Regions from separate parts of the Homo sapiens genome. Here all the other regions are linked to region 1. The links are chromatin loops, found by intact Hi-C in ENCODE. Cell type or tissue: Caco-2. All regions are shown on one strand.

Region 1 (8,000 bases):
AACCATCCCCCTTCCATCACTGCCTCCATCCCCAGTATCATGCCAGCTCTCTCCACCCTTAGCCTTGTGACATCACCACCACGATCATTCAACACTTGTTTTTTGGGCATGTGCTGTTGTAAAGTCACCAGAGTGGGAATGGGGGGCTCCCGTGGAGCCTGCATTCTAGGGAGGAAAGCTGACGACACATCAACTAGAAACTATCAGTAACATTATGCAGAGAACTGAGATGGGGAGCTACGTTTGCATGAGTAGTCAGGAAAAGATCTTTGTTTTTGAAGGGTGATGTCTGAACAGAGACCCCAATGTTGCATGGAAGCAGGTCATGTGAAGACCAGGGAGAACAGCGCCCCAGGTAAAGGTTGTGGCAAGTTCGAAGGTCACGTGGAGACCCTGATCTTGGCACATGGGAAGGAGGGCAGGGTGGCTAGAACCTGGCTGCTCAATGTGTGCTCCGTGACAAGCACCAGCGTCACCTGGGATCTTGTTAGAAATGCAGAATCTTTGTCCCCGCCATAGACCTGTTGGGCCAGAACCTGCATTGTCTCAAGACACCCAGGTGTTTCATATGAATAGTACAGCTTAGAAGCCCTGGGCCAGAGCACAAGTGAACACGGGCAAAGGCGCCTGGAGCAAGAATGGGGAGGCAGACAGCACCCAAAATGTGCAAGGCCAATGCTGCTAAAGCAAAAGGGGTGGGGTGGCCCCACATGTCCGTTGTAGCTTGTTTTCACTGGTTTCAGTCATTCAGAAGGTACTTATTGGTAACAGGGTTTGCATTTGTGGCCCTGCCCAAAGTTCATGTCAAATCGTAATCCCCAGTGTTGGAAGAGGAGCCTGGTTGGAGGCGATTGGATCATGGGGGTGGATTTCTTCCTTGCTGTTCTCATGATGTTCAGTGAGTTCTCACGAGATCTGGTTGTTTTTTTATTTTATTTTATTTTTTATTTTATGTTAGAGATGGAGTTCTGCTCGTCGCCCAGGCTGGAGTGCAGGGGCGCAGTCTTGGCTCACCACAACCTCTGCCTCCTGGTTCAAGCAATTCTCCCGCCTCAGCCTCCCGAGTAGCTGGGATTACAGGTGTGTACCACCATGGCCGGCTAATTTTGTATTTTTAGTAGAGACAGGGTTTCACCATGTTGGTCAGGCTGGTCTCGGACTCCCGAGCTCAGGTGATCCACCCGCCTCGGCCTCCCAAAGTGCTGGGATTACAGGCATGAGCTTCCGCGCCTGGCCCTCTGGTTGTCTGTAAGTGTGTAGCACCTCCTCCTCTCTCCTCCTCCTGCTCCAGCCACCCAAGACATGCCTGCTTCCCGTTCACCTTCCACTGTGATTGTGAGTTTCCTGAGGCCTCCCCAGCCGTACTTCCTGGACAGCCTGCAGAACCGTGAGCCAATTAAACCTCTTTTCTTTATAAATTATCCAGCCTCAGGTATTTCTTTATAGCAGTGAGAGAACAGACTCATACAACTGGGCATGTCTTCTAAGCAAGGTACTATTCTAATCACCAGACAATAGTGTGCTAGTAACTATTTAACAACCGGCTCTACGAGAGTAATCCTGCCATGATTACTCACCATGATTACGGTGGCTAATATTTTCATTTATGTTAACAAGTAAGATAAAGGTAAAACAACAAAAGTGCACGCTGGAACTTGACTCCTTTGTCGATGACATGAGAGACTTCCTTGCTGAATATGATAATAGACTTCCTTGCTGAATCTGATCTGATAATCCTTTTTTTTTTTTTTTTTAATTTTCTGAGACAGAGTCTGGCTCTGTCGCCCAGGCTGGAGAGCAGTGGCGTGATCTCTGCTCACTGCAACCTCCACCTCCTGGGTTCACACCATTCTCCTGCCTCAGCCTCTCGAGTAGCTGGGACTACAGGCACCCACCACAACGCCCGGCTAATTTTTTGTATTTTTTAGTAGAGACGGGGTTTCACCATGTTAGCCAGGATGGTCTAGATCTTCTGACCTTGTGATCCACCCGCCTCGGACTTCCAAAGTGCTTGGATTACAGGTGTGAGCCACCGTGCCAGGCCCTGATAATAGTTATGAAATACTGGAAAAACAGTTTTAAAATTCTCTGTGCTGTTTACACTTTAACAATGACATGCTTTTATGTTTAATCTACATCATTAATACTTTTCTCCATCCCTTCCTTAAATCTAGACAACAAACCAAACAATAGGGCAAGCTCTGGTTTGTAGTGTCTGCTGATTCCTGTGGTGTGAATACTCCCACCATGGCCAATATCAAGCTGCCAACATGGTGTCACTATATGCAGACTTGGGAAGAGATGCCTGCTAGCACATCATGGTACAGAATCTCCACTCTGCGGATATAATAGGTGCAAACCCCAAGAGCAGAGCAGAGCAAACAGCAAAATAATTAAGGAGTGATATGTTTTGAATATTCATTATCTTTGTTTTCAATAAAATTTATTTAATTGTAGGCTTTTACAGTCTAATTTGTATTTTCATTTATTTATGTGTATTTATTTATTTTTATTTTAAAAAGTAAAGATGAGGTCGCCCTATGTTGCCCAGGCTGGTTTTGAACTCCTGGACTCAGGCAACCCTCCTGCTTTGGCCTCCCAAAGTGCCGGGATTACAATCATGAGCCACTGCACCCAGCCAGTCTAATTTCTAATAATGGCTATGTTTAACAAGCAATTTGCAAAATTCCTGAAAATGTAAGAATTGACTCTTCTGAGCTGGCAGGAGCTGACTCCAGCACAGCACTCCAGTATGGGGGAAGGGGTGTGGGGTGGGACACCCTTGAACAGGACAGACACAGACCCTGTCTTCTGAGCTGGCAGTTTAGCGGGGCGTGTTGGGCTTTATTTAAAGTCAACTTCCTCAAGACAAGGAGAGTGGGGTGGGAGATGGAACTTCCTCTGTGGTTCACCCCAGGACCTCACTCTGGCCTAGGAATGCCCCTTCCTCAGGATCAGCCCCCAGGACCAGGCCTCCAGAGTCCCCACCCCCTACAGTGAGTTCAATGGAGACCCCTGGGACAAAGAAGAGAAAGAAGAACCAGAAGACTGCAATGAAGACGATTTAGAAAGGGAAATTAGGGCATGGTCACCTTGGCATGCCCCTCCCAACTATGGGCCAGAAAACACAGGAAATGACGGCAGAGCACGTAAGCTCTTAGAGAGGAACCTCCCACAGTCAGCGTCCAGCCTAGACAGAGGCCAAAATTTCTGGGGCTGTGATCAGGCAGGGAACTACTATATATATTGATTGCCAACCATGAACAGGTTGGGTGATCCACATTTGACCCTCAAACAACCAAGCAGAGTTGGCACCTTTACCAGTTTCATCTTGTAGAAGGAAAACCTGAGGCTCACAGGGGTTAAGGGGTCCCCCAAATCTTAATCCAGAGCCCTTTGCCTGCCTGGAATGAGGGCTGATATGGTTTGGTTCTGTGTCCCCACCCAAATCTCACCTTGAATTGTAATCACTAGTTGTCAAGGAAGGGACTTGTAATCCCCACGTGTTGAGGGAGGGAGGTGATTGGATCATGGGGGCAGTTTCCTCCATGCTGTTCTCATGATAGTGAGTTCTCATGAGATCTGATGGTTTTTATAAGTCACTTTTCCCTGCTCTTGCACGCTCTCTCTTGCCTGCTGCTATGTAAGACATGTCTGCTTCCCCTTCTGCCATGATTGTAAGTGTCCTGAGGCCTCCCCAGCCATGTGGAAATATGAGTCAATTAAACCTCTTTCCTTTATAAATTACCCAGTCTCAGGTATTTCTTCATAGCAGTGCAAAAGCGGACTAATACAGGGGCCAAAAGTGCACAAGATCTATGTCATCCTGATTGGTAATACTGAGGTCACTCCAATTGGTAGCCCTGTCCCATAACCTCTAAGTAAGGCAGAGTCATTGCTGACTATTCTGAGAGGCTGTTCCTTTCTCCTCTGGGTTCCCTTTCCAACTAGTTCCTTCCCTCCCAGCTCCAGTGTTATTTTTCTTTTGTGATTGTTTTTCTGAAAATGATGTTGTAGACACCTCCTTGTCCCAGCCACAATCCTTACTATATTCAATTATCCTGGTTTCTTAGGCTCTTTAAAGCTACTTTATTGCTCTCTCCTTGCTGTGACCCTAATCTTTGTTTTTCCTCTAGCTTTCTCCAGGGTTATTGCTTGTCAAGACAAAGGTCACCACAGACTCAAAAGAAACAGGGAAATAAACAATAGAAGGCTGGCTTCTGGCTGTCAAGTTTGTTTTCACCAACATTAAATTGATAGATGAATATGGAGGTGCCCCGCCACTTATCCTATCTCTTCTCAAGCTACATCTTGCCAGACCCTAGTCTCAGAAATAACAGTCTACTAACATAACATGATATAACATTTTCCCAGTGTACTTTCATACACATGAACTTCTTAATTAATTCTGAAAATTGTTCTGTAGTGTAGGTAGAGTAGGTAGTATTGTTCCCATTTTACAGGTAAAGAAACAGAGGAGATAGAAAGCTGAACTTCTAACTCTAGACAAGATAGAGTAGCCCCATTTCTCCTGAGTCCACCATCTTACAACTAAAAAAAAAAAAATCTCTGGACATGACACAACAAAGAAGCATAAGAGTTCCCTTCTCTCTTACCCTGTTACCAGCAGGGGCCAGTGGAGAGCTGAGCTTCTGCCCCACTCTGCCACAACAAAACAGTGGGAGCCAGTTCTCTGGTTCTCCCATCTCTGGGTCAGCAGAGCCTAGCAGGGTAGCTTGGATACAATAAGACAGTGCAAGCCGATGATGCATTTTCAATGGGAAGGTATCATCAAGGCAGAGATGGGAGTTCACTGCCAACCACCCATTTGCAATGAAGCAGGGTAAATCAGTGCTACACTTTTGTCACGATAGCACTGGTGGGGCCCAGTGGGAGGTTGAATATACAACTCATCCAACCTGATATGGTTTGGATTTGTGTCCCCACCCAAATCTCACGTTGAATTGTAATCTCCAGTGTTGGAGGTGGGGCCTGGTGAGAGGTGCTGGGATCATGGGGGTGGTTTGCCATGAATGGTTAACACCATCCCCCTTGGAGTTCTCGTTGCAATAGTGAGTTCTCGTGAAATTGGGTTGTTTGAAAATATGTGGCACCTCCACCCCTCTCATTGCCTCCTGCTCTGGCCATGTGAGACATCTCACTCCCTGTTTGCCTTCCACCATTACTGGAAGCTTCCTGAGTCCTCCCCATAAGCAGAAGCTGCTATGCTTCCTGTACAGCCTATAGAACTGTGAACCAATTAAACATCTTTTCTTTATAGATTACCCAGTCTCAGGTATTTTTTTTATAGCAGTGCAAGAACAGACTAATACACAACCGTTACGCTACATCTTAACAGGAAGACAGTCTGCCAAAAAAGAAAAGTTGAATAGGATCCAGACTCTCATAATATAATACCTAAAATGTCCAGGATAGAGCAGACAATCATTTATCATGTCAAGGAAAAGGAAAATTACAACTTGAATGAAAAAACAAACAGGCACCAAAATGCAAATGAATCAGAGGGATTATCACAAATTTAAAAGCAGTCATTACAAAAATGCTTCAAATGTAGTTATGAATTCTCTTGAAACAAACGAAAAATAGAAAATTTCAATAAAAATCAAGGTTATAAAAAAGAACCAAATGGAATTAAGGAACTGAAAAACACAATAACCAGGAAAAAGATAAATAAAACACGTCACTAGATGGGCTTGATAGTAGAGTAGAGATGACAGAGATTGAACCTGTGAAGTCAAGAACAGACCAATAGCATTCACTCAGTCAGAATAATAGAGAGAAAATAGGCCGGGCGCGGTGGCTCACGCCTGTAATCCCAGCACTTTCGGAGGCCGAGGCAGGCAGATCACGAGGTCAGGAGATTGAGACGATCCTGGCTAACACAGTGAAATCCCACCTCTACTAAAAATACAAAAAATTTAGCCGGGCGTGGTGGCGGGCGCCTGTAGTCCCAGCTACTCGGGAGGCTGAGGCAGGAGAATGGCATGAACCCGGAAGACGGAGCTTGCAGTGAGCCGAGATCACGCCGCTGCAGTCCAACCTGGGCGACAGAGCGAGACTCCGTCTCAAAAAAAAAAAAAAATAGACGGAAGAAATAACAGTCCCAGGGACCTGTGAGACAATAAGAAAAGAGCTAACAGCCATACCTTCTGAGTCCCAAAGGAGAAGAGAGTGAGACTAAAAGTATTCAAAGAAGTAGTGGTTAAAAACTTCTCAAATTTGGAGAAAGACATAAACCTACAGATTCAAGAAGTTTAGTGGATTCCAAGCAGGCTAGATGTAAAGAAATCCACATCATAATTAAATAGTTAAACTAAAGACAAAAACATATTGAAAGCAGTCAGAAAGAAATAACACATTTATGACATGGGAAAAATTAATTGCAATGATAGTGGATTTCCCATCTGAAATGATGGAGGCCAGAGGAAGTGGCTCAGCATCTTTCAAGTACTGAGAAAAAGAACTGTCAACTGTGAATACTGTATCTGGTGAAAACATCCTTCAGAAATGAAGGAGAAAGCAAAACATTCTTGGATGAAGAAAAACTAAGAGCATTTATTGTTGGCAAATGTATCTTTAAAGATTGGGTAAAGAATGTTATCTGAACAGAAGCTTTTATTTAAAAATTATACCTTCTATTTCTGGACTGAGATTTTTCCACTTTTCTCATTGGTTTCAAGAATGCTTGGAGCTCCAGAAAAGAAAAACAAACTATGGGAAGTACATAAATAGAAATAAATACAACAGACTATACTTCTCATGAGTATCTGAAATCATATTTGATGATTGAAGCAAAAATTGTAACAGCATCTTATGTGATGTTCAATATATGTAAAGAACACACTCAAGACACATATATTTTTAAGTGGGGAAGCTAAAGAGAACTAAATGGAAGTAAGGTTTCTACACTTACTCAAAGTGGCAGTGTCAACACCAGTAGCTTGTGGTAAGTTGTGTATGTATGTCATAATCTCTATAGTGACCAATAATTTTACATAATCTCTCCCAGAAAATAGGAGGGGAAGGAACACTTACCACCACATTTTATGAAGCTAATATTACCCTGATACTAAAACCAGAAAAAGACAGTGAAAAAAAAAAAAAAGAAAGAAAAGTAGATATCAATATCTTTTCAGCGACTTTTGACCCAAGATGCGTAGCCCTGGGGCTTTCTGTGCTCCTCGGCCCCTTGGTCTCCACGCAGAGGCTCCTGGGCTCACTCTCTCCTCCCATCTCCTCTTCTAGGAAGCATTGATGCGGCTGTCCAGCCTGTTGGATCAGCTGCAACCCACCCTGGTCTGTGAGTTAATGTTTCAGTGACCCAGCTTCTCATCTTGCGTCGTTGCAAACACTCCAGGTCCCCAGCCAGCTTTCAGTAGGGCAGGGGAAAAAGAGTGAGTCGAGATCACATGCTGGTGTGGGTTCCTGAAGGTTCAGGGGGGAGGGGAGAAGCGGGAGCGGAGGGGGGGAAAAGGGGAAGGTAAGGGAAGAAAAGGAAGGAAAAAGAAAAGAGAAGGAAGGAAAAAAGGGAAGGAAGGAAGGAAGGAAAAAGGATAGGAAATGAAAGGAGGAAGGAAGCAGAGAGAAGAAAAGTTTAAAAGAACAAATGAACTTACTGTCCTGGGTCCTATTGACTGCTCCTTTTATCGACAAACCTCTTGAAGGAACCATCTAGGCTGCTTGCCTTTCCCCCCACCTTCTGCAGTGCTGGCTGGCTCTCACTCCTGCCCCTTAGCTGAAACTGTCTTTCAGCAGCCACCAAGTTGCTGTCTCCCAGGCTCCTCTTGGGTTGCTCCATGGCTTCTGTTGAAGGTGCCAGCTCCGGATTTTTTCGAAGGCTCGCTGTCCTCTCCCAATTCCCCTCCTGCCCTCTGCCTGAGCCTCCTCTGACTCTTCCCCCACCTGGCTTCCTCTTTCCACCCCAATAATCCAATTCTACATCCCTTCTTTCTCTCTTGTTTCACTTTCCCTGGTCGTCT
Region 2 (8,000 bases), 310 kb after region 1:
GGTGAGAGCCATAGCACCTGATCCCCTGCTGCTGGAATTAAATGAGAACAATCTGCCGTGCTTACATGGCCTGGCCCCTTCCAGAACCTTCTTCCTCCTACTGGCTATATTCAGCCACACTGGCCCCCTGTTGGTCCCCAAAACTCTTTCTGTGCAAGGCCTTAGTGGCGGTGTTCCCTCTGCTGCCCCCTCCCGCTTCCCTCCCCCCCTCCCCTGGTATGGGGCTCAGGCCCGCCTCGGCCTCCGCATTTTCTCCCTTCTCAGCTGCTGCATGGTTTTCTTGGACTGACCGGACTACCTCCCCGTGAAAGATGTGCCCAAGTCTGCAGTGGCCGTGACTGTAGCCTTATCCGGAAATAGGGTCTTTACCAATGTAATCAGGTTAAGATGTCATACGGGATTAGGGTGTGTCCCCAAATCCAGTGATGGTGTCCACGTAAAGAGGAGGGAGGCGGGGCACGGTGGCTCACCCCTGTAATCCCAACACTTTGGGAGGCCGAAGCAGGAGGATAACTTGAGGCCAGGAGTTCAAGACCAGCCTGGGCAACATAGCAGGACCCCATCTCTACAAAAAAATACAAAAATTAGCTGGGCATGGTGGTGCACACCTGTGGTCCCAGCTACTCGGGAGGCTGAGGGAGGAGGATCACTTAAGCCCAGGAGCTGGAGGCTTCAGTGAGCTGTTATCACACCACTGCACTCCAACCTGGGCAATAGAGCAAGACCCTGTCTCAAAAAGAAAAAAAAAAAAGAGGAGGGAGATTTGGATACAGAGACACAGAGAAGGCCAGAAGGCTGAAGAGGGAGGTAGAGGCTAGAATGACGCAGCCATGGGCCAAGCAACTCCAGGAGCCGCCAGAGACTGGAAGAGGCAGGAAGGACCCTCCACAGAGCCTTTTTAGGGAAGGAGGTCCTGCAGACACCTTGACCTCGGACTCCTGGCTCCGAAACTGTGAGGGAGTACACTTCTGTTGTTTTAAGCCACCTGGTTTTCAGTGATTCCTTATAGCAGCCACAGGGAACTCCTACCAGAATTTAAATGTCAAAGAGCAGGGACCCTGTCTTCCTAGGCACTGCTATGCACATGCCTGGTACCCAGTTGGTGCCTAATAAGTGTTGTTGAAAGAATGGATGTGTTCTCAAAACTGCAAACCTATGTCCAGGCGTGAAGCGTTGTTCTTCTCCTCCTGGGTCTCAGTGCTGACCACCGCCGGCCGCTCCGTCCACCTCATCACTGGTGTCTGCCGGCAAGGTTGGCTTAGCTGCTCCCCTCTCCGTCAGAACCCGCTCCTGAATCTCCTGCATCCACAGAGCCTGGAGCGTGTAGGAAGTGCTTGATCAAGGAATGTTGCAGAGACAGGGTCCTGGATAGGCAGACAGTAAGGCCAGAAAGCCCAGCCCTGCCTCCACCATAGACAACAGGACCAAGGTCTGGTGTGGGGAAAAGCCCTGAGCAGCCGGGGCCCACCATGGACATGCTCTGGACAAAAGGCTGAGGGCTCCATGGCAGCGTCCCCTCCAGCCATCTCACAGGCAGCCCTGACCTTGAGAATGGCCAGATACAGGCTGCTCCAGAGCTCAAAGCAGTGAGGAACACAGACCCTGAAACAAAACTAGAGCCTGGGAGGTCTGGCCCAGAAGTCACCTCCAAAACGAGCCCATCTGGAGAAAGTATTTGCAAGCTATGCATCCGACAAAGGACTAACATCCAGGATCTATAAGGAACTTAAATCAACAAGAAAAAACAACAAGGCCAGGTGCGGTGGCTCACGCCTGTAATCCCAGCACTTGGGAGGCCGAGGTGGGCAGATTGCTTCAGACCAGGAGGAGTTCAAGACCAGCCCAGCCAACACAGCAAAACCCTATCTCTACTAAAAATTAGCCAGGCGTGGTGGCGGGCGCCTGTAATCCCAGCTACCTGGGAAGCTGAGGCAGGAGAATCATTTGAACCCAGAAGGTGGAGGTTGCAGTGAGCCAAGAGTGCACCACTGCACTCCAGCCTGGGCGACAGAGCAAGACTCTCTTGAAAAAAAAAAAAAAAACTCCATTAAAAAGTGAGCAAAGGAAATGAACAGACACTTCTCCAAAGAAAACGTACAAGCAGCGAAAAAACATGAGAAAACGCTCAACGTCACGAATCGTCAGAAAAATGCAAATCAAAACTGCCATGAGAGAGCATCTCACACTAGTCAGAATGGCCATTACTAAAAAGTCAAAATACAGATGCGGGCAAGGCTGCAGAGAAGAAGGAACGCTTACACACTGCCAGGGGAATGTAAATTAATTCAGCCCCTGTGGAAAACAGTTTGGGGATTTCTCAAGGAACCAAAAATAGATTGGCCAGGTGCGGTGGTTCACGCCTGTAATCCCAGCACTTTGGGAGGCCGAGGCCGGTGGTTCACCTGAGGTCAGGAGTTCGAGATCAGCCTGGTCAACATGGCAAAACCCCGTCTCTACTAAAAATACACACACACAAAATAATAATAATAATAATAGATCTACAATTCAATATAGCAGTCCCACTACTGGGTGTCTACCCAAGGGAAAATAAATCGTTCAATCGAAAAAAACACCTGCAGTGGTATGTTTATTGCAGCACTATTCACAATAGCTAAGACATGGAGTCAAACTAAGCATCCATCAATAGTGGACTGGATAAAGAAAATGTGGTGCATATACACCATGGAATACTATGCAGCCATCAAAACAAATGATATCGTGTCCTTTGCAGCAACATGGATGCAGCTGGAGGTCATTATCCTAAGTGAATTAATGCAAAAACAAAAAAGCAAATACTTCATGTTCTCACTTATACGTGGGAGCTAAACAGTGGGTACACACAGACGTAAAGATGGAAACAATACTGTAATCCCAGCACTTTGGGAGGCTGAGGCGGGAGGATCACAAGGTCAGGAGATTCAAACCATCCTGGCTAACATGGTGAAACCCTGTCTCTACTAAAAATACAAAAAATTAGCCGGGCATGGTGGAGGGCGCCTGTAGTCCCAGCTACTCGGGAGGCTGAGGCAGGAGAATGGCATGAACCCAGAAGGCGGAGGTTGCAGTGAGCCGAGATGGCGCCACTGCACTCCAGCCTGGACGACAGAGCGAGACTCCATCTCAAAAAAAATAAAAAAAAAAAAAAAGATGGAAACAATAGACACTGTGATTCCAAAGGTGGGAGGAAGCGAGTGGGGGAAGGGTTGAAAAACTACCTACAATTGGGTTCACTATTTGGGTGATGGGTTCAGTAGGAGCCCAAACCTCAGCATTACACAATATACCCAAGTCACAAACCTGGACGTGTGTGCCCTGAACCTAAAATTTTTTTTTCAGACGAGTCTTTCTGTCGCCCAGGCTGGAGTGCAATGGTGCAATCTCGGCTCACTGCAGCCTCCACCTTGCAGGTTTAAGCGATTCTTCTGTCTCAGCCTCCCAAGTAGCTGGGATTATAGGTGTGCATCATCACGCCCAGCTAATTTTTTGATTTTTAGTCGAGACGGGGTTTCTCTATTTAGGCCAGGCTGGTCTGGAACTCCTGACCCCAGGTGATCCACCTGCCTCAGCCTCCCAAAGTGCAATGATTACAGGCATGAGCCACTGCACCTGGCCTAAAATAATTGTTAAAAGTTAAAATTAAAAAGCCCATCTTTCCCTGTCCTTGGAGACCCCGACAGCATAAAATTACCAACTACACAGACACGCACATTTGCCATTGGCGGTGAATGAGAATGAGGGAAGCTACACTGCAAACAGGAGCCATCTGAAGGCAGCTGCTGCTGGTCCGGGCTCCCCATGCACAAGGGTTGGGGGTACAGGGTGGGGTCCCTTTGCTGCAGTTGTCCCTCCTGGGGCTGAGCAGCAGAACCCAAGCAGGGGAGGTGGCAGCAGCCCAGCCATGGCTGGGATCCCAGTGGGGCTCCTGGCCCAGCAGAAAGAGACCTTGGCAGGCCCAATTCCCTGCTGCAATTTGGGTCACCGTTGAAGAACAGAACAGCCAGCTAAGACCCAGGGGCATCGCCGTCAGAAATGTGATTTCTCACCCCCCACCCCTAGGCAGCTCCTAATGCTGCACAGAGAAGTTGGAAGAGGGGGTTGGAGGCCGGGCGCAGTGGCTCACACCTGTAATCCCTCGGCCTTGGGAGGCTGAGGTGGGCAAATCACTTGCGGTCAGGAGTTTGAGACCAGCCTAGCCAACATGGTGAAACCCTGTCTCTACTAAAAATACAAAGATCAGCTGGGCCCAGGGCGTGTGCCTATAATTATCTGGGCGTGGTGGTGCGTGCGTGCAGTCCCAGCTACTCGGGAGGCTGAGACACGAGAATCACTTGAACCCAGGAGATGGAGGTTGCAGTGAGCCAAGATGGTGCCACTGCACTCCAGCCTGGGTGACAGAGTGAGACTCTGTCTCAAAAAAAAAAAAAAAAGAAGAATGAGTTGGGACGGAGGTGAACACGACACCCACAAACCTACAGCAGGGACCAGCTCGGGGTCCGAATGTCGGGAAAAATCTCAGTGCGGCTTATTGATCTGGGTGGCAAAGCATCAAATATCTCGGTTAATCTGGCACCGCTCCGTTCATATTCTATTGTTGTTATCAGCCTCCAGGATTTACGGGTGTTGTCGACTTGAATTACCATCAACGGCTATATTTTTCGAGGGATTTTCTTTTCTTTTTCCTTCTTCCTTTTTTTTCCTCTGTGTGAGTGTGTGTCCGTCGGTTTCAGCCAATGAATTTCTGCTGGGAAGACTTCTAGCACCCCCTAGCTGTGGGAAGGACTCCACTGCGCTCTGTGTGTGCACGTGTGTGTTTGGCTCCGTGTGTGTGTGTGTGTGTGTGTGTGTGTGTGTATGTGGAGAGGTGTACACACATGTGTGCACACACATGTCTGTGCACGGTGGGGTGGGGGGGTGTCAGGTCCATGGTGGGGCACACGTGGGTACCGGACCCTCACTGTGGTCCCACGCACATGCACAGAGACCCCACCCCGACTGTCCTCTCCACCCTGGCCCCCCTGGTGGCCTTGTTCCCTGCAGGCTATGACTGCCAGATGTCCCCCAGCTGCACCCCACCCTCTTCACATCCCCCCAGACAGGCCCAAAGCCAGATGGGCAAACCCAGGCCCCTGGCAGACCCTCCCTCTCAGGCCCACTACCCCACTTTTCAGCCAGCGCAACAAGGAGGGGTGACCAGGACCCCCTTCCCCTCACCCAGAGTTCTGCCATCCTTGGTGACATAAGTCTCCCAGGATTAAGCCTTTCCCTGCTCTGCAGAGAAGGTGCCTCCCAGCTCCAGTCACCTCACAGGCCACAGCTTCGTGCCCCAGCCTGCTGGAGCAGGAAGGTATTGATTTCCTTTCTGCAAAAGAACATGGAGTCAAGGGGCAGGCCCCTTGCACATTCTTCCCTCCCGCCCCATGTGACCCGGAGCCCCTGAGACCTGGCACCACCCAGCAGGTCCCCAGGCCCTAAAAGCCATTCCAATAAATCCACGTGTCTTTATCCCTGAGCCAGGGCAGCCTTTGTGGAGAAGAAATGTATCTCCAGGGCACCCCCACCCACGGTCACTGAATTCCCCCGTGAGAGGGACTCCGGAGGGAGGATCCCAGGGTCTGAGCCCAGCTCCACCACTCACAACCATGTGCACGTGAGCAAGTGGCTCAGTCCCCTGGGCCGCAGGGTTTCCAACTATAAAATGGGCACAGATCTATGAAATTGAAAAACAATACTGCATATATTATTTATGGTTATGTACATATGCAATAACAGTATAAATTCCTGCAATGGAAAAATGGATAATCAACTGAGAAGGTGGCTCTTCTTCAGGAGACAGAGAAGGGGAGAGGGCTGGGTTGGAGCAAGTTGGGAGTGGGGCTTCAGTAACATCTATCATGGTCTGTTTCTTCACAAGATACCAAGAAAATACCTGCATATTGGGACCAGATAGGGCTAGAAGGCAGGTACCTGGCAGGTTCATTCTGCTACTCTGCAGTGTTCTGTATGTTTGAATTATTTTAAAAGAAGAAGATACAGCCAGGCACGGTGGCTCACGCCTGTAATCCCAGCACTTTGGGAGGCCAAGGCAGGTGGATCACCTGAGGTCAGGAGTTCCAGACCAGCCTGGGCAACATGGTGAGACCCCATCTCTACTAAAAATACAAAAATTAGGCGTGGTGGTGTGCACCTGTAATTCCAGCCACTCGGGAGGCTGAGGCAGGAGAATCGCTCCAGCCCAGAAGTTGGAGGTTGCAGTGAGCAGAGATTGAACCACTGCACTCCAGCCTGGGTGACAGAGTGAGACTCTGTCTCCAAAAAAAAGATACAAAGGTAAAATAAAGTGAGGATATCAAGCCCCCCTTCAGGACTGCAGGGAAGCTACTTGCAGGGCATTGAGCCCAGTGCCTGGTGCTTAGCCAGACCTTGTTCCATCCCATCCCCTGCCACCTGCTACCAGCACCCTACCTCATGGCACCTGCCCAGCCCTGACCCCCAGCCACAGTCCCCATCAAAACTCAGCTATCCTCCATTCCTTCCCCAAACCTCAGGAGAGCAACTTGATCAATTAATCCTCATAAGCAGGTTTGCTTGCACTTCAGGTTTGCACTTTTTTTTTTTTTTGAGATAGGGTCTCACTGTGTTGCCCAGGCTGCTCATGAACTCCTGGGCTCAAGCGATCCTTCTGCCTTGACCTCCCAAAGTGCTGGGATTACAAACCTTTTACGATAATATTATACAAATATAAAGTATGTATATCTGGCCAGGCACGGTAGCTCATGCCTGTAATCCCAGCACTTTGGGAGGCTGAGGCAGGCGGATCACGAGGTCAGGAAATTGAGACCATCCTGGTGAACACGGTGAAACCCTGCCTCTACTAAAAATACAAAAAAATTAGCCAGGCGTGGTGGCGGGCGCCTGTAGTCCCAGCTACTCGGGAGGCTGAGGCAGGAGAATGGCCTGAACCCCGGGGGGCGGAGCTTGCAGTGAGTGGACATCACGCCACTGCACTCCAGCCTGGGCAACAAAGCGAGACTCCGTCTCAAAAAAAAAAAAAAGTATGTATATCCATATATGCATCTATGTCATATATACATATTTATATCATAAATATTATAATAATATAAGATAGGGCTGGGCGCAGTGGCTCACACCCATAATCCCAGCACTTTGGGAGGCCGAGGTGGGAGGATCGCTTGAGCCCAGGAGTTCCAGACCAGCCTGTGAAACCCCATCTCTACAAAAATACAAAAAGATCAGTGAGGCATGTGGTGCATGCCTGTAGTCTCAGCTACTCAGGAGGCCGATGTGGGAGGATCGCTTGAGCCCAGGAGCAGGAGGCTGCTGTGAGTTATAATTGCACCAGTACACTCCAGCCTGGACCGTGGGGAGAGACCCTGTCTCTGGGGGGTAAAAAAAAAAGAGTATAAAATGTATTGGAGACATATTTATTTTTGTGTTATCGTCTATGTTTGGCAAGCACTGCTGGCTGCCCATAAATTATGGCTATAAAATTTCCTTTTATAATCCGTTTGTTTAAGGCGGGGTCAGGAATGGCACATTGGTGCCAGTTGGAACCCTTTGCATGCAGTCAGGGGTCCAGGTGGGCTGAGCCCGGCCTGTGCCTGCTCACTGGCCACACGCCCTGGTGCTGGGCCGGGCCACCCAGAGGATGGGGCATCTTTTTCTATGCACAAAGGCACCGCCTGCTCACTAAAATTCCTAAGGGTAGAATTTGACACCCAGCCTCCTTTCTGAGGACCCAGGAGCAAACTGCGTCTTCCACATCCTCCTCCTTCCAACTTCCCGACTCCCTTGCTGTGTGACCTCAACCGAGTGCCTGTCCTTTTCTGGGCCTGAGTAGTCTCTCCACCTGAAAATCGAAAGGTAGGAGCTAAAGATGTCTCCTGGGTTCCAAAGGCGCCCCCAGCACAGTCAGTGTGGAAGTCTCTCTTTCCCCCAGTCTCTCTCCTACACACACACACCCTGTGTCTAAACCGATGGCT
Region 3 (8,000 bases), 110 kb after region 1:
TCAACCTCCTGGGCTCAAGTGATCCTCCTGCCTCAGCCTCCCGAGTAGCTGGGACTATAGGTGTTCACCACCATGCCTGGCTAGTTTTTTAATTTTAATAGAGATGAGGTCTCATTATGTTACCCAGACTGATTTCAAACACCCAGGCTCAAGTGATCCTCCCACCTCAGCCTTCCAAAGTGCTGCCATTACAGGTATGAGCCACCACACCTGGCCAACCTTCTCCTCTTATCTGTGGGAAACCTTGGGGCATTACTGAAGAAAAAATTGTGATGTCCAAATCCTGCACTGTACCCCAGTGCAAGGTGGTAGGTGTTGAAGTAGAAAATGATAAGACGTAAATCGTCAGCAAAAGCCAAAGAGAGAGGTAAAAAATGTATGAGCACTAAATGAATTGATTTTCATAAAATTAGCGTTATACTGTATAATAATGTTTCCCAATATAAAGTCTTTTTCATATTAATATTTATAACATTGTAAAGATTAAATCATACCTTTGTGATTATTTTAATTTTTTTTAACCTTATTCTGTTCCAAAGATAAAGCTTGGTTGTGTTTTTTGTGTGTGTGGGGGGGGGGTTTGGGTTTTTTTTGGCCTTTATCTTTAGAATGTTCTAGTGACATTCTGAATTCTTCCAACAGGGCGATATTGTTATTTTAATAATGGTTATGCACAACACATATAGGAATCTGTCATGGAGTTGGTGGGAATGAAAAGGCTACTTAGATACCCAGCTTGAAAAGCTTTCATGTTTTTATGTTTAATTTGCAACAATCTTCCTTCTTTGCACAGGAGGTGATACATTACTGAAATAGGAGATCAGGCCAGGTGCGGTGCCTCACGCCTATAATCCCCACACTTTGGGCAGCCAACGTGGGAGGATCACTTGAGCTTCAGAGTTTGAGACCAGCCTGAGCCACATAGCAAGACCCCCCTTTTCTACAAAAAAAAAAAAAAAAATTAAAAATTAGCCGAGCATGGTGGCATGCATCTGTGGTCTCAGCTACTCAGGAGGCTAAGGCAGGAGGATTGCTTGAGCCCGGGAGGTAGAGGCTGCAGTGAGCTATGATTGAACCACTGCACTCCAGCGTGGGCAACAGAGCAAGACCTTGCTCTAAAAAATTAAAAAAAAAAAAATAGGAAGGAAGAAAATAGGAAATCAACCAATGCAGCTCTCACCACCTCCTACATCCGGTTCTGGGGTTCTGGGTGGTGGGGCGCCTGCGTCCTGCTGTAGGGTCAGGACAAACAGGCATGGCTGCACAGCTGTGCTCCCCCTGGCTGGCTCCCGCAGGCTCCCAATGCCTTTGGGAGGTCAGCCTCTCAAGCTGAGTGCCCAGAAACTACACAAACCCCAACAGGCCGTGCAGGAAATGAGACCCACAGCCACGTCACCAGCCTCATTTTTGCAAGCTGATGGAGGTGGGGAAACCCTACCCTTCTTCCTTTAGCAGCAATAGCTTTTCTTTTTTTTTTTTTTATCATGCTTTTTTTTTCATACTTACCAATATTTTTAAGTTTGAGCTTCATTTCAAATTTTTGACCTGAGTAATGATGCCATGCACACAGTTTGCCCAATCTTTCCCCAGCTACCTCTTGGGTCCTATATTAGTATGCTGGGCCTGCCACGACAAAGTACCACAAACAGGGCAACTTAAACAACAGAAATGTATGGCCTCATGGGGCTGGAGGCCAGAGGTCCAAGATCAAGGTGTTGGTAGGGTTGGTTCCTTCTGGGGGCAGAGAACCTGCCCCAGGCCTCTCCCCAGCTCCCGGTGGTTCTCCACAATCTGCAGTGATCCTCGACTTGTAGACGCATCCCTCTGATCTCCACCTTCATCCTCACGTGTGCTCTCCTGTGTGTCTGTGTCCAAATTTCCCTTTTCATGAAGACACTAGTCATCTTGGTTTAGGGCCCACCCTAAGAACCTCATCTTGACTTGATTATCTGCAAAGACCCTGTTTCCAAATAAGATGGCATTTGCAGGCATTGGGGGTTAGGACATGATCTTTTGGAGGTTTAACATCGTTTGTGGGGACATGATTTAGCCCTGACAGGCGCCCTCCTTGCCTGGGTCTCTTCCGTCACCACCCAGTGCAGGCCGTGAGCTCGCTCCATCTGACTTAGAGAGCCCATCCCCTCCTCCACTCTGTACTGTCTCTGATCCCTTCTCCTGCCGGAGGGTGGAGGGGTGGGTGCCCCAGGAAGCAGACTCAGAGAGGGAGGAGACTGTGCAGGAGATCTGTCAAGGGGTTCTCTTAGGACTGGCATCCGGGGAAGGGAAAAGTACAGAATTAGGCAGGAAGGATATTGAGCTTTGAGGCAGCCTCCGTGAAGGCTTCAGACAACCCTGAAGGGAATCTGGAAATGGGGTGGGGAGACCCTCAGAGCTGAGTCTGGGCCTTTTTACCCCTCGTTGATCATGCATCAGCTGCTGGCTGTCCTGGAATGGAGTATGCCTCAGAGCCAGCACGTTCCCCACAGCCACTATCCCTGAAGGATGGGGAGCCGGGACTTTCTGCCAGCAGCCCTCCCACCACCCAGGGACTAGGCCTTCATTTCTGCAGGGCCATGTGGTGGGGGCAGTCCAGCCCCCTGCGAGCAGCCAGGGTGGCCTTTATTTTTATTTTTTTAAGATAGGGTTTCTCTCTTGTCGCCCAGGCTGGAGTGCAGGGGCAGGATTGTAGCTCACTGAAGCCTTGAACTCCCGGGTTCAAGCAATTCTCCCACCTCAGCCTCCTGAGTAGCTGGGACTACAGGTGTGTACCTTCACGCCTGGCTAATTATTTTTTGTAGAGCTGGGGTCTCACTGTTTTGCCCAGACTGTTCTCGAACTCATGGCCTCAAGTGATTCTCCTGACTCAGCTTCCCAAAGTGCTGGGATTACAGGCATGAGCCACCAGGCATGCCCCAGCTGGTCTTTCTAAAACACAAATTTGACCAAGTTACTCCCTTTACATCCTTCAGGGGTTCCCATTACTCTTAGGATAAAGACTAAAGTGTCTTAACTTGACCCTCCAAGCCTGGCCCTTGCCCCCTCCACATCTCTTCTTGCCCTGCGCCCCTCCCTTTCCACTCTGACCTCCTGCTTGCCATGAGCCCCCTGCCACAGGGCCTTTGCAAATGCTCATTCCCCAGCCTGGATGGCTTTTTTTTTTTTTTTTTTTTAAAAACCTAATTGACTCTCTCTCATCTTTTGGGCCACTTCCTCAGAGAAGCTCCCCTCCTTTTGAGCGAGTCCAACCCTCCTACTGTAGACTGTGAGAACACTGTGTAACTCTTCTTTGTAGAAATTTGTGGCTGGGTGTGGTGGCTTACATCTGTAATCCCCGTACTTTAGGAGGCTGAGGTGGGAGGATCCCTTGAGTCCAAGACCAGCCGGGACACAGGGAGACCCCTTCTCTACAGAAAACAATCTTTTAGTGGCACACACCTGTGGTCCCAGCTATTCAAAAGGCTGAAATGGGAGCATCACTTGGTCCAGGAGTTAGAAGCTGCAATAAGCTCTGATCAAGTCACTGTACTGCAGCCTGGGCAACTGAGTGAGACCCTGTCTCAAAAGATAAATACATTTGTGAGGTTTTGTTTTGTTTTTTGTTTTTTTTTTTTTTAAACAAGTTCTTGCTCTGTTTCCCAGGCTGAAGTGCAATGGCACCATCATAGTTCACTGCAGCCTCAACCTCTTGGGCTCAAGGGATCCTCCCACCCCAGACTCCTGAGACTCTGGGACTACAGGTCCACACCACTACGCCTGGATAATTTTTTTTTTTTTTAAGAGACAGGGTTTTGCCATGTTGCCCAGGCTGGTCTCAAACTCCTGAGCTCAAGTGATCCACCCACCTCAGCCTCCCAAAGCACTGGGATCGTAGGCGTGAGCCACAGCACCCGGCCTAAATTGATGATTTTTTACATTTGTTTATGCAATTATTTGGTTATTGTCTAGCTTCCCACTGAATCGTAAGTGCCATAAGAATAGGGCCATGTCTGATTTTTCTTCCCAGTTGTCCTTCAAGAGCCTTGCACAGGCCTGGCCCATAGTAGGTACCCTACGCATGAATGAAGGAACGAATGAATGCACTCATCAGTTAGTAACTCCCACGATGGAGCATTTCACGGGAAATCTGCAGTACATTCACATTCACTGTTTAAAAAAATAAAAAAGGAAAGAACTTGATATGTTCCTGTCCCCTGAAAGCTATAAGAGATTGGCTGTCCAGCAGGTTAACAAACAGCAGTGGGTCTTGAGAGACACGAGGGAGCCATTTGTCCCAGCAAGGATGGAATTTGCAGGTTGTGGGGATTTAGTAAATGTCCCCCTAGTGGACCGAGAAAGAATGCGCTGCCCCAAGCTGAGCCTGACCCGGCCACCTCCCTCCAGAGGGGTCTCCTGGTGGAGACGGGGAGTGGGTACCACTGCCGTCTGCCTGGAATGCAACCCAGAGATCTTTTCCAGCGGTTTGCGTTCCTGCCGGGCATTTCCCGGGCTAATATATTAAAAGCCAGAAGGTGGGAGGGCAGGGGTTACTTGCATGACAAATGACCCTCAGAGTACCATTCGTGTAGACCAATTGGAGCTGGCCATGATCCCGGTCAAGCTGCTAACGAGGTACCCTCTGGTGCCTCCCCACTTTCAGCAGAATCATTCCCTTCCCACCACATCCCATCATTCCTGCTTCCTGCTGGTCCCCAGACCCTTCGCTGACACTGTCGGCACCCCTCACCTGTCCCTGTGCATGGGCGCTGAGCTCCAGCGTGCGGTGTCTTCTGACATTTGCAGCCACCCTGCGAGGTAGGCTCTGTCACTCCAATTGTACAGATGGGTAAATTGAGGTCAAGTGACTTGCCCCAGCTTGAACTCTACTCAGTTAGTGGTCTTCTTGAAAGCCGCCCACTGGGGAGCTGAAATTTAAAACAATGGAACTTGTGGAGATAGAGAAGTAGAAGGATGGTTACCAAAGGCTGGGAAAGGGAGTGGGAGGGGGCGTGAGGGGGAGTGAGGAGGGCTAATGGGCACAAAAAAATAATTAGAAAGAATGAATAAGACCTAGTATTTGCTGGCACAACAGGGTGACTGTAGTCAAAAATAATTCGTACATTTAAAAGTAACCAAAAGAGGCCGGGCACGGTGGCTCATGCCTGTAATCCCTGTACTTTGGGAGGCAGAGGTAGGTGGATCACCTGAGGTCAGGAGTTCAAGACCAGCCTGGCCAACATAGCAAAAACCCATCTCTACTAAATATAGAAAAGTTAGCCGGGCATGGTGACAGGTGCCCATAATCCCAGCTACTCAGGAGGCTGAGGCAGGAGAATCGCTTGAACCTGGGAGGCGGAGGTTGCAGTGAGCCGAGATCATGCCACTGCACTCCAGCCTGAGCAACAGAGGGAGACTCTGTCTCCAAAAAAAGAAAAAAAAAGTAATCAAAACACTAAAATTGGTTGTTTGTAACACAAAGGAGAAGTGTTTGAGGGGATGGAGACCCCATTTACCCTAATGTGATTATTATGAATTGCATGCCTGGATCACAACATCTCATGTACCTCATAAATATATACAACAACTATGTACCCACAAAAATTAAAAATAAGATTAAAACAATGTCTCCCGTGAGTACTGGCTCCCCAACATGGGAACTGCGGCAGGCAGGAGTCTTGTAAAAATGAAAGGGTTTGAGGGTGAAGGTCTATTAAGAAGGCAGGACAGCAGGTATTAGTGCTTGGCATCTGCCCTTAGCAACCACCCTGCTTTCTAAAGCCTCCACCTAGGGCAAAGGCATGCTTGATGCTGGTCTTTCTGTAGAGCCAGGGCCTGAGGAGCCCCAGGGGAGGACACACCAGGTCTTTGGCTGTCTCTGCCAGAAACCTCTGGTGGTTCCATTGCACCAACGGCAATCACTCAGTCTCCTTTTTTTTTTTTTTTTTTTTTTTGAGACAGAGTCTCACTCTGTCGCCCAGGCTGAAGTGCAATGGCTCGATCTCGGCTCACTGCAACCTTTTCCTCCCAGGTTCAAGGGATTCTCCTGCTTCAGCCTCCTGAGTAGCTGGGATTACAGGCACCTGCCACCACGCTCGGCTAATTTTGTATTTTTTTTTTTTTTTTTTTTTTTTTTAGTAGAGATGGGGGTTTCACCATCTTGGTCATGCTGGTCTTGAACTCCTGACCTCATGATCCACCTGCCTCAGCTTCCCAAAGTGCTGGGATTACCCACGTGAGCCACCACATCTGGCCTCACTCTCCTTCTTTTTTGCATTCTTAGTTCCTGCCACACCAAGACAAAGCTTTCACCAGCCCTCTGAAGGAAGCTTACCCCATGTCAGGGTCTGGGGTCAGAATGACCAGCTTGCTCCTATTCCTGGCTCCGGGCATGGCCATGGACATGAGACAAAGACCTCCGGAGCTCTGAGTGTTTTTGTTTTGTTTTGTCTTGTTTTGTCTTTTGTGTCCAAGCCCTGAATGGCAGGTCAAACTAAGAGCCGGCTGACAGGGAGAAGAAACCCCTCTCACCCCCTGTGGCCTTCTGTTCCCAGCCCTTCTCAGAAAGTAGATGTTTATGCAGTAAATTCTTTCCTACCACATCATCAGTGCATGACCATAGCATTTTCCCCCTACCGATAGGATCATCCGTCAATGCCAGCAAGTGAAGATACAGATTTCCTGAGCTTCTGGCAAAACTCGGTGGCTGAAAGCACACACCTGTTCCAAGGAGGGTCTGCCAGGGTAGGACAATGACAGCATCACCCGAGAGAATTCCACAGGGGAAGGTGTGGGGCTGGGCAGCTCTTCCTCAAGGTGAAAAGAGAGAACCCACGTCTCCTGCAGCCAGCAGCCCTGTTCAGTGGCACCCTGATGGCACGGTGGTTGCTTCCACTGGGGTTGGAGTCTAGGCTTTCTCCCCCAGGTAAGAGGAGCCCACCTTGATTTGCCGCTGCAATCTAAGAAGCCTAGACATTTCTCAGGGAGAGAGGCAGGCAAGGCTACCATGAGAAGGTGTGGACATGGGCTTCTAAGACACGAAAATGAAAAATGACACTCTTCAGCTCAGCAAAATTTGAAAGCAAGACCACTCCTGAATCTCTCTGAATGCTTGCTTTGTAGCCTGCGGGCAAAGCTGTCATTTCAGACTAAACTCAGCCAGCGAGGAACTAATGCTGATAGTCTCATCATTTTCTTCCACTTCTCCTGACTTTTTTGTCTTGTTAATACATCGTAAGTAATTCTTCCTCGTGTTAACAGTGGCCTTGTTTCACGCCCCGGCATTCTGCGGGTGTGACATTGAGTTCTGTGGAAGAAGGTTCCACTGTCAAATTTAGATAAATGAATAAGGTGAGATCGTCCACATTTTCCCGGTCCCACACCTCATCTCAAAATATTAAGCCCCTGCTTTTCAAATATACGGTCGGCATCTGTGTGCATTTTGTAAGGACAAAATAGTAAATATTATCTTCCTCTTCTCTGGCCATCAGCTGAGGACATGCGGGAAGACAGTGTTGTAATTCTTCTCTTTATGAAGGTGAAAGGCATTACCTGCGGGAGATTAGCTAAGTCTGACCTTGACTCTCACGTGCTTTTGGCTCCATCTTTCAGCTATTTCAAAGAAGAAGGACTTTGAAGTGTTGAGGTAGGAGCCTGTATCATCTCTTTGCTGGTTTGCAGGTAAGTAGGCAGTACCCCTAGGCCTCCATCCGTGAATCTCTGAGATCCTCTTTACAATTTCTGAAACAAAAATGGGCTAAACCTACATTAGTCAGAACTATGCTCTCCTGACAATGGGCTCTGAAAAAAACAAACAAACAAAAACACCAAAACAGCTGACGCGGAGGGAAAATATCACTTCATTCATTGGGTTTCTGTTTGGGTTTGTTTCTTTCTTGTTTTTTTTTTTTTTTTTCCTTTTTGATCTATAAGATGCCAACAACTGATTTGACTGATTTCCTCTATTATTTCCAGAATGCTTAGCATTCTGAACACACTCGGGTTTTCGTATATTAATTTCTATTTTT

The links. Hi-C counts contacts between places; a loop is a spot of excess contacts. Peaks named below come from ENCODE experiments on the same cell type or tissue, not always from the same donor. Only the 100,000 strongest peaks of a DNase experiment are listed, where the experiment ranks them.
Region 2: it touches region 1 in a loop (9-fold over the local background); 9 of 110 quality-filtered maps call a loop at or near these places.
Region 3: a loop joins it to region 1, with 4 times the contacts of the local background. A loop is called at or near these places in 2 of 110 quality-filtered maps.

What each region holds. Positions count from the first base shown.
Region 1 is chr7:3,197,330-3,205,329 of GRCh38, reverse strand. It overlaps LOC124901574 (a long non-coding RNA gene), which reads left to right and starts at 7,026. Exons shown (of 2, transcript XR_007060192.1): 1 at 7,026-7,415. It overlaps LOC124901575 (a long non-coding RNA gene), which reads left to right and starts at 1,357. Exons shown (of 2, transcript XR_007060193.1): 1 at 1,357-1,387; 2 at 2,175-2,461. In Caco-2, a CTCF peak has its summit at 4,643 (motif pointing right); a DNase peak (open chromatin) is centred at 4,649.
Region 2 is chr7:2,883,934-2,891,933 of GRCh38, reverse strand. No RefSeq gene overlaps it. Among named protein-coding and RNA genes, the nearest start is that of GNA12, 44 kb to the right of the region's middle. RefSeq lists a silencer at 4,663-4,722. In Caco-2, a CTCF peak has its summit at 4,758; a DNase peak (open chromatin) is centred at 4,783.
Region 3 is chr7:3,086,005-3,094,004 of GRCh38, reverse strand. No RefSeq gene overlaps it. Among named protein-coding and RNA genes, the nearest start is that of CARD11, 46 kb to the right of the region's middle. In Caco-2, CTCF peaks have their summits at 4,145 and 4,344; a DNase peak (open chromatin) is centred at 4,324.